2 separate regions of the Homo sapiens genome follow, and region 2 is linked to region 1. Evidence: chromatin loops called from intact Hi-C (ENCODE). Cell type or tissue: endothelial cell of umbilical vein. All regions are shown on one strand. Each heading gives the region's core, and the rest is flanking DNA. Links, peaks and the distances in the headings are about the cores only.

What was found. A loop is a pair of places that touch in the nucleus more often than their neighbours do. Peaks named below come from ENCODE experiments on the same cell type or tissue, not always from the same donor. Only the 100,000 strongest peaks of a DNase experiment are listed, where the experiment ranks them.
Region 2: a loop joins it to region 1, with 3 times the contacts of the local background. A loop is called at or near these places in 7 of 110 quality-filtered maps.

Annotation. Positions count from the first base shown.
Region 1 is chr7:41,694,522-41,699,824 of GRCh38, reverse strand. All of the region lies in intron 2 of INHBA (inhibin subunit beta A), which reads left to right. The region is part of intron 1 of INHBA-AS1 (INHBA antisense RNA 1); the gene reads right to left. Among named protein-coding and RNA genes, the nearest start is that of INHBA-AS1, 3.3 kb to the right of the region's middle. In endothelial cell of umbilical vein, for the core only: a CTCF peak has its summit at 3,176 (motif pointing right); DNase peaks (open chromatin) are centred at 174, 924, 1,494 and 3,434; H3K4me3 peaks cover 3,371 bases; H3K27ac peaks cover 4,391 bases.
Region 2 is chr7:41,235,241-41,240,543 of GRCh38, reverse strand. No RefSeq gene overlaps it. Among named protein-coding and RNA genes, the nearest start is that of LINC01449, 140 kb to the right of the region's middle. In endothelial cell of umbilical vein, for the core only: no CTCF peak of the experiment used is centred there; no DNase peak of the experiment used is centred there.

The sequences.
Region 1 (5,303 bases), core at 58-5,057:
AGGCAGGGGAGGGGGAGAGGACTTTACAGAAAAGGAATTCTCGGTCGAGCTCTGCCTGGAGATGACTGGCTTACACTTACTAAACCCAGCGGGTCACACAGAGAGGAAGCTCGGGGCCAATGTTGAGCTGGAAGGCAGACTGTGAGGGGCTGCCTTGCCCTGCCTGTGAAACCAGATCTGAGCAGCCGGAGGAAAGCCGCGGCATTTTCGGGTGCTAGGGGAGCAGAGGAGGCTTCCGGACCCCATCCAAGTTTTTATTGAGGGTAGAGGGGTGAATGTACCAGGATTGGAGTGGAATGGCACAGATGAAGTCACTCTCTTAAAACAAACCTTCCCCTTTAAAAGTCCAATCTGGGGCCACATTGGAGAAGCAGGGCATATTTATGAGTGACAGTCATTTTTACCTTTAGAAAATGTCTATAAGTGCACAGGCACCACATTCAAGACAGGGAAGAGCTACTTTGGGGGACAGTTGTCATTGAACCAGCAGTTACTTTTGGGACACTGACTTTTGCTCTCTGAAAGAAAAAAAAATAAATAAAACAACCAGTTTTGTTCTTTCTAAAGTTACTAAGAGCTCTCTGCCAAGGAACGCAACCTTGACAAAGTACTCTCAGATACTACGCTGAACTCACTCAATCCTTAAGAGGAAGAACTTTAATAAATAGATTCTAATCGTTGGCCCAGGACCACACTAACCTGTTGCTGAATAGCAATACCTGTCAAAAGTATGGGCCCATGGACTTGGAGCCAGGCTATTTTTATAGTTAAGTGACACAGATCCTTTGCATGCCTGCAAGCCCATGCACGTCAGGCACACAGATGTGTTAATACCGTGTTACTTTCATGGTAATGCCAGGCTAAAGAATTGCATCCTTTGCCAACTCCATTTGAAAGGAATGCCATTGTTTTGTTTGGTAGAGCATATGGCCAGTAAAGTATGTGCAGGGACTCCCAGCATTTTTGTTTAAAAGTTTGCCGCAGCAGTATAAACAATTAAGGCAACACTCAGAATTTCCAATCTGAAAACCTGTTGACTCAGATGTTCTGTTTTCAAGAAAACCATGAAAGACCAGGGCATCTTTCCGGGGGTGCAGATAGCCTGCTGGCTGTGTGGCTTCCCCTTGCAGGAGAAGCCCTGGTGTCCTACAAGCTTCCCAGTTTGGCTCTCTCACCAGAAGCCTCTCTCACTTAGGGAAGATCCTACTTTCTTTCCCTAAAGCTCTTTCTTAACCCAGCCCCAAAAGGCATGATCATTAGGACTTTATCTTCTGGAGCTTTTTGAGGAAGAAAGCTAGGTTGGAACTTTTCAAGTTGACACCCATTTTTTTTTCTCAACTTTTCATGGTGGGAAAAGGTAAAAAAGAAAATATTTACAATATTTGGCTGTGCATGTGAAACAGATTTCAGTGGTCTAGAGGGTTGCTTCCTGTCTTTGTATACCAACCTCCACACATGATGGATTCAATGACAGCTCGTATCCAGTTGCCTTTAACCATGTCATATGACTAAGTATACCTATGCCTTTGACCACTTTTAACCGCACTACCGTTACTAGCAATATGCCCCTCTTTCTGACTTACTGGACTTGTATAGCAAATCACTCTCTTAGCATTTAGAGATTTGGCAGTGAAAAAATTTGACCATTTACATTCTTTCTTATGTGTGGTCTTCCTTTCTGTGACAGTCTTCTCTCAGTTGTATGAGATCTTGTCATTTTTTTACTTCTCAGTTAGGTGTTTAGTTTGAAAAAAAATGAGCGACTTTTGAAAAAGCGATTCGTTGGACGTTCACATTGAGTCAAGTTTAAGATTTGTAATGGGAAACTCCTGGTTGACTTTACAACTTGACTTTGGATTCTTAGAAAACACTTATTACAATTGCTTATTTTTCTCTGAGGGATTTCACACATCAACTTCAAGTTGATTTAATGTAATTTCATGTATTTAATGATTGCTGTATGGACTGTCTACTCTTCAAGCAGAAAACCACGTGAGCATTTTGCTGCTGATTTTGCTAGTCCAGAAAAGACATTTATCATCCAAATGATTGTAGCAAATATATGAACATGAATAGAAAAGACCTATGTCTTGTTGCTTTTGGAATAATTCAACTTTAATAACATTCCAACTATGTGGAATGTCAAGAGTTTTTGGAGAATAGAAAAAGGAATGCATTTTTCTTTCCCTTATAACCATTTTGTGCAGCATAGAATCCAGACATTGTCACCCATGAGCATGCCACAGATGCAGACCCATAGCAGCCCCTTTCAACCTCAAGATTCTTCAATTTGAGGCTACGTTTAATTTTTGCCTTTTCTCTCCTTGATTGTTGGATAAAGCCAAGGCCTGGCTACAGAAGTAGAGAGCCTCCAAAAGCTGAAGTGCTGAGGACTCTTTTAACTGAGTTTGTCCCATCCTGTTTAGGTAGAAAGTGCTCAATTTTTGTAAAGTTGATGCGAGTTGTTATTGACTAAACAGCAGGGAATCACTCTAAGGCTCTCTGAAATGTATCCCAACAAACAAAAATTATTTTATTTTTATATATGTCACATCACCCAAGATTTCTCACCAAGGTTAGTGTGTTCTTTGCATGGCTGGCACAAAACCCTCAATGTTTTACCTTAAGGCCTACAGAGTTCTTCACAAGGAAAGATAGAAGGGATGGGTAAAGCCAAGCTATCACTATAAATGTCATGAAGCTAAATTCAGTGGCCTTTTCAGCTGATGCAGCTTATTTTTATTTTATTTTGACTCATGACAGTAGGTGGTCAATCAATGCATAATAATAATGTACCTCTAAGTCTCCATATGCTGTCAAACCTGGATGTGGGTTCTGGTAATTAGCTTAGCAATTGATAGCACTTGTTGTAGAAAGAATAGGGAAAGAAAGACAAATGACACACCAAGAAATGGATGTGCTCACGTAGCCTAGGTGTTGTTAAGCGCAACACATAAGTCTACCCCTTGGAGGATACTATGTATGGAAGATTTGAGTTAGAAGTTTGCACTGCCCAGACAGGGATCCAAGAAGCTTTGCTTGGATGACCATTTTCCCCACCCCAAGAAAGCCATCTCAAAATGAAGCTGACTCCCACCATTCCAATCCCACCTTCCGAACTTTTCTGTGAATCACCCCTCCTTTAGGGATGCCTTTAGGGGTTACACGCTCTCTTCCGTGAATAATGGGGAAGAGCGGCCACAAGAGGGCGCGTTCCAAAGACTTTTGCTCCTTGTCAGTGTATCCAGGGAAAGGCAGTTGCGCGTACTGGAAGCCCCTGTCTGTAGCGCCCTAATCTTGGTGATTATCAGTTACCGCCTGCTCCCTCTCATCCTGCAGAAAAAGTTAGGAATTTATGAGATGGGAGAAGCATGACTACCTGTAATACATTAAATGAGACAGAAGGAAAGGAAATGGAAATTCTAGTGATACATGTGAACATTCCGGAGCTCTATGGAAGGCAGACGAGTGATAAATTTCAAAAGCAAACAAAGCGGAGCAGGGAGAAATGTGACTATGAATCATCAGCGATACTGATTTGCTCACAAGTCTCTCCCTAATACGGTCTCCCGGGTCGTAACAAAAACATCTTCCATCTCCCCTGATTTTGTTGCCTAGTTTTCCTGCCTTATCAACAGTTTCCACCAGCGACAAATGACAAGTGACTTCAAACAGGGAGGAAAAAGGTTCTTTCTGTAATGCCTTGTGGGAACATGGTGTTCGGCTTCTGAGGATGCGTTTGTTTCCGAACTGAGGGTGTGGAGAGAAATGGTGGGAAAGATGGGAAAAGAGATTAATAGTGGTCTGCGGCCTGTGCAGTGGATGGACTGGGCTGGGGGTGGTGGAGATGCCAGGGTGGAAAGTCCGTTGTAATATTTAAAGAACTGCAGTAATACCTTCCCAGGCACTTTTCTTGAAAACACATATTTGTCTTGGCCCCTCTTCTGCTAAAAAATACTTGCACGTGATCTCCTAGCTGTAGTTCTGAATTCTTCGTACTCGACTGGTTCCTAAGTCCAAAATGAGAAGTGCCAAAGTTCTCAGGAACTTTGGAAGAAGTCTCTGAAATTTTGTGGGTTAAACCTTAAGAATTTTTGCTACTTGTAGGAACCTAAAACCCCTTTCTCCCAAAATATTTAACCTTTTTCATCACCACTTTAATGGAAGAGGCATGGATGATGGACGTTTGTGCCAGGGCATTTATAAATCAATAATGGACCCTAAGGAGGGAAATTAAAGCTAAAAAATTAATCAAGATAATTTATGGCCAAACCTATAGTTCTACTGCAGGAAAGATCCTCTACTGTAGGTCAAAGGAGGAATAACCTTAAGACCTCACTTGCTGCTTTCTGCAGAAACCCCTGGAAGCAGTCCAAATGCAAAGTTAGGGCTTCAGAGAATGCACCCTGTAAATGGTAGTTGTGTATACCCTTACCATTGACTATACCATATCTAGGCACAGTGAAATCTTGATGAAGAATGGAAAATTAAAGGAACAGACGCTTTTTACAGGGAGGCTTCCCCCAGCCCCCATCCCATGGTAAGTTTAAATGTGTTCTATAAACAACGAGGCTTTCCACATTCACATTAGAGACATAACTATTGCCCATATGTAAAAGAGCAACATATTTTAAGCAGGACCCTGGTGAGGAAAACAAAACCAAATCGAAACACTGCATGTGTGTGTTGCTTATTTAACTGAAAATGTTCATAGACCCACAAATCTGAGATGCTGGACTTTTGGATGAGTCCAGCATTTTGCATCTTAGTGTAGGGGGAGGGAACAACAAGGGGCTTAGTTGCTTAACCCTTGCCATGCCTTCATGATTGACTTATTCAAAACATTTTTAAAATTCTGAAAGCAAAGGAAAATGTGCTGCAAACACCCTTCCAGCTATCTTTCCTTCCAGCTTACACAGTCTCTCCTCTGTCCAATCCTTCCCACCCAGCAGCATTTCAGAGGTATTCCCTGTGAGGTACAAAATTTCTCTTTGCCCATTTTTCTGCACCTCTTTTTCTCTCTCTTTGGTATGTGTCCACCAAGCTCATAGAGGTTTAAGTGATGAAATATTATCACCCACATGGGTTTGCGTGGGACTTTCTTAGTGAATTACTCAGGCAGAGCAGGCTGTGATACAGCCTTGCTCACAAGCCTCGGGAGGGAAAAAATAGCACAGAGGATGAAAAGAATATTATTAGAGAGCAGGTAATGAAAGGTTCGCAAAGCAACCAGCTATATCTGGTTAGCTAGGTAATAGTGCAGGAACCTAGGTCGCACCTGTACAAACTAATGCAGAACCTGC
Region 2 (5,303 bases), core at 78-5,077, 460 kb after region 1:
AAAACTTAGTAGGAAAGACTGACAAAATAGAGAGGCAATTATAACCAGTGCAACAAGTACTATGTCATGGTCAGGACGGTAGGGGACTCATGCAAGGAGCACTCCCCTACATTGAAGGCCAGAGAAGACATGAGATGCTGCGTCTGCGGGAAACCAAGATTGAGACACCAGGAGGGGCACGCCATGCAGTGGATCAATCATGGGCAAAGGCTTAGGCATGGAGGTGAACGAGGCCACTGAGGGAACTGTGAATGAGCTGCAAGTCATTTATTGTGGCTGGAAACTAACAAAGGAAGAGAAAGAGTGGGAGAAGATGGGTCTGAGCAAGTGAGCTGGGAGCAGATGATGAAGGCTCCCATGGACCAGGCTGAGGGCTGTGGCCTGGGAACAGTGACCTTCTGTACTTACTCCTAGCAAACATCCCCTGTCCTGCTGAGCGTGGATGGTAGCAGCAGGTTTGGTGCATTATTGTAGAGTTCAAGTTTTTAAACTAGGATAATAGTTTAATTCTTGCTACCACATAAGTCATTTTGAAGTTCTAACATAACCTCTTGACATGTCCTGAGGAATAAGCCAGGAAGATTGAACTATAGCTAGGCTCAAAGGTAAACTTGAAACTGGACCTAGGTGCCATCAAAAAAAGTTCTCACTGGTATCTTGAGGTTCTATATGAGAACTGACCAGACTTAAGTTCTGATGTTGCTTCAGTAAAGAGCCTCAAAACCTTTTTCCTGAAATGAGGAAATGCCAGAGATAAAAGCCAGCTCAAATTTGGCCAAGCAACACGTATTACTTCTATGGCTTGTGAACAGTGATCTCTCTACAAAATATAATCATAATTCATCTAGGGGAATTATCTTTCAGCAGGAAGTTAAAACTGCACATGTTTTAGTACACACTTTTTGAAGGAGGGATGGTGAGGAGAAGAAAAACAAAATAAAGGGAAAGAAAGGGAAGGAGAAAGGGAGGGAAGGAAGAAATTAAAAATGGAAAAAGAGAGTGTCTATCTGTGTTTGTATTAAATCATGGCCAGGTTGGAATAGCACAAGCATAATATTTGGACATTTTCTACAATCCTCAAAGAACAGAGAATACAACAGGGCATCCCTTCCTGCACCCCTGGGTTTAAGTGAAACTCACAAATGTCATAAGTAATCAAAGGGTCTCATTCCAAAAGACTTAAGTTGTTCTATCTACTGAAGGTGAGCTTGGAATATTCAGTTGGATTCCTCTGTTAGATCAGTTGGGAGGATTTATTGTAGTTATTGATGTGTCAGCTTATTTTGGAACTTACTATCCTCCACCGAATTCCTTTGAGTCAAAGGGAAGTGACACATTAACAGGAAGATGTCCTCTTGTAAATCTCTTTAAGCACAAACATGCTTTTCAAAAGGCTCATCACTCATGAACCTCTCACCATGTGGGTCAGTAACTATTTCAAAATAAATCTAATCAAAAATGCTTATCATCCTAAAATCATCTTCTATGAGAGATGGTCACAGAAATGACTCATATTGGACTTTTTTGATTGCCAAAAAAAAAAAAAAGTGAGAGACTCACTAAAATTGCCTCAGAAACAAGGTGTTTCTCATGTGGCTGTGCAGGGAAACAGGATATCAGGAAACTCACCCATGTGGAACCCAGACTTGGGAAAGCCACACATCTAGATTTATGGGGAAAAGGTGATTACAGGGAACTGGGACCAGATGATTCGAAGACCAGGTTAGCTCCTTCTGTTTTCTGTGGCAGGAATTTGCCAATAATTTTTCTAGAACTCTGCTATTAGGGTTCCCCTCCAAGTCCTCTCTGTATTTCCTTACTCTTGTTTTTCTGTTTCTTCTCCTGCTACCAGTATACTTCATAATTTCTTAAAAGAAAATCTGATTTGCCACTTCTATTACACAAGAATAATATTTTTAAAGCTCCTGCCTAGAAGAAAATTATATACCTAAACACACACACACACATATCAGTTAACAAAATATCCATTGCATGTAATAATCACAGCTAAGACTTCACATGTGTGAGCTTTTTTTGCAAAAAACTGCATGTAGCTTCCCCCATAAAATTGTGTAGAGAATAAACAAACAATTGAATGAATACCTTAGGAATCTCAGTGATTCTATAAACATGAAATTAAAGCTATTAACAATATTTTTCAAAAAAGAGCAAAAAGAGTGTAAACCCTACCTTCGAAGTCGCTATATGAGCCATGACAGAGGTTGGCCAAGCAGAAGTGGAGGTTGCCCTGTCCTGTTCTGCCCACTCACTAGACTGGAGAAAGCCCCACCCCTGAGCTCCCTGGGTACAGGCCACCTCAGTCCCAGCCTTAGCAATGCATAAATCATCGCAGGATGATGAGAGCTTGACAGCCACTCCTGATACCATAAACTTTAAAATGCTGAACCATTGAATCCCAAGGGTGTGTTATATTCCCAATAAAATCAGCACTATGCTTTAGAGGTTGTTAAATAACTGTCCCAAATGTGATTGCCTTTAGGCCTAAATTGTGCTGAATAGGTTACATCCAGTATTGGAGGGGGGCTGGTTTATAGTCTCTGGGAAGCATCCATCGAGGATGCACTAATACAGCCTTACAAGAGAGAGTGAGATTTGAATTGGCCAGGAGGGGAAGGAAGGGTATCCTAGGAAAAGGCATGGAAGGGGAAATAGGTCTTATGAGAATGTTGAGTGGGTGGAGACCATTCAATATGGTGAGGTTTGAATTAAAAGTGCTTTATGCAATCACATTGGAATCTGGCAGAGTCCAAATGTTAAAGGCCATTGAAAGTCAAATGGACGAATTTAGTCTTACTATGGTAAGCAACAGAGGGCCATTCTAGATGTCTGGACAAAATATCACATCTGTGTGAAGAAATTGTTAAGTGATCTCATAGCTCTACAATAAGTTGGTTTCTTGGGTAAACATCTAGAACTGGCTGAAGCCTAACGTTACTCTGACTCTCTTAAATGCGGAATCTTTTGCCTGCAATCTAGGGGGGGCATTTATATAATTTTCTGGGAAGCTCAAAACTATGAAAAAGAGTTAACTCACCTAAGAACAGTTTACATTTACAGTATGTTGGACCATGCCTAGCACAGAGTCTTAAGCAGAGAATTCCCTTAATGCATTTCTTTTCTTGTTCTGATAGAGTATTTAGAATTCAGAAATACTTATAATTGTGTCATTTGTTTGGTGTTACTAACAAAATTTTTGCAGTATTATATTTTTGATCATATGATGAGATATATATATGTAATAAGCTATGTTAATAGGTTGGATTTTATTTTAATGTGAAAAATTTTAATATGAAAAATTTAATATGAAAAATTGCTATGAAGAATTTAAAGGCTACTGAGAATGAGGAATCAGAGAAGGCCCTGGATTTTTCTAGTTAGGGAAAGAATAAGATTCTTAATCTCTGCCCTTCTGATTCTAAGTCATTAGAAATTGTCAGAAAGAAAAATAAAGATTCTGAAATAAAATCACAAAATGTATAGAGGCCTAAACACAATCTGGCCTCTGCCTGAGTCTTGTGACCTTGAGGCAGGGTAACTTCATGTTTTGAGAGTGGATTCTGGAACTGATCACGACCTGGGGACTCCTGGGGGCTGGTTTGTCCCTGAGGAAGAGGCCGTGGGAGAGAGCCTAGAGAGCTGTCATGAGGGGTCCAGGCCAGTTCACTGTGGAGCGCCCTGGGCTGAGCAGAGCTCCTGGGAGAAAGGCTCTCTGATGGCCCTCACACCTGCAAGACCATTGTGTCCTCAAGAGGGGATGACTCTGCGACTGTGGCAGCAACAGGCCCCAGGAGCTCAGCCCAAACCCTTGAACTCAGAAATGTCCATTGGCAATGGCTATAACAAATAGTGGTTGAAGAATGTTGCTTCAAGTGGGAGAAAGCGTGAATGACTTCCAGATACACCTGAGTGGCAGGAAACAACAGGGCTAGTTCCCTTGGATGTTCTTAAACACTAAGGGCATCACTTCTACATAATTTGAGTGTACAGGGAAGAAGATGAGAGAATGGGAGCAAATGATCTTGAATCGTTGCCAATCTGGTCAATGGGAAGTCTGGTGTTTCCTCCAGTCACTACGGGAGGCCATATTTTGAACCTCTTTTCATAATGTGAGGCAACCCATATATTAGGCAGCAAATAAACATTAATAATGTGCACTAGAGCCCATTTCATTGTGTCTCAGGAGTCCTGGGAACCCAGGAAGATAAACTCACTGGAAGAATAAATAAACAAAGATTGTGATAATGTCAATAGAGTTAATTGAATAGACTATGTGATGGGAAAATAAAGTACCAACCAAGATTTGCTGAAGGTATTTGAAAGTTCACTGCATTATTAGGACATGGAGAGTATTTACCCAACAGCCCTAATTGTCACGAATCTGTTTCTATGCATACTTGCATATAATGCTAGAATTTTCCCAGGAGTCATATCCTTTGATTTTTTACTAATTTATAATGAGTTTGAACCACTAAAAATCATTACAAATTCTTTCATTTTTACCGATGTGTAATGGGCTTGAACTTTTTAAGAGACTGCCTGGAAAAATATATATAGCTAATTATAAATTATCTACAGGCTGGTTATGCCTTTTGTGGATAGCTCCTTTCTTCTTTCCCGTCTTACATTCTTATCGTTTGCAAACTGATGCAAAGGTGAGCAATAAAATGTAGAGACCACAAAACATTTGTGCTTGAACTACAGTTTTCTAAAGACTTGTTAATAAGCCAGATTTACCCATGCCCCACCCCTACCCCCACCCCCACTACCTGCAGAGATTAGATATTGTGGCCTAGAAAACAGGGTCAGGATTCTGTGGTTTAAATACACACCCCAGGTAGATTCTGATGCAGGTGCTCCCAAGGCTGCACTTGGAAAAACGCAGCAAGATTTTTGATTAAATATCCTTAACAGTGATGCTACGAAGTATAGTGAGAAGACAAAGTAAGGGGTTACTTATCCTTATTTTTTCATAAGCATATGCATATCTTTATTATCTCCAAAAACCAGGTAGGAAAAACTGTTGCATGAAAAATGCAGTGGCTCCTAAAATGGTAAAGAGATGTGGGCTGAAGACTGAAACTTGAGCCTGCTCTTTCTGGGGCTTGTAACCTTACACAATATTAGCTTTGCACACGATAGAATGGCAAGCAAGTATAGATCATCTTATTTGGTTAAATCCAATGAAGCACTTCCAATTCTGCTCCAACGGCATGTGGTAATATATTCTCAATAAAAATTACAGCCACATATGTACTCTCTTGATGTCTATAAACCCTTGTTAC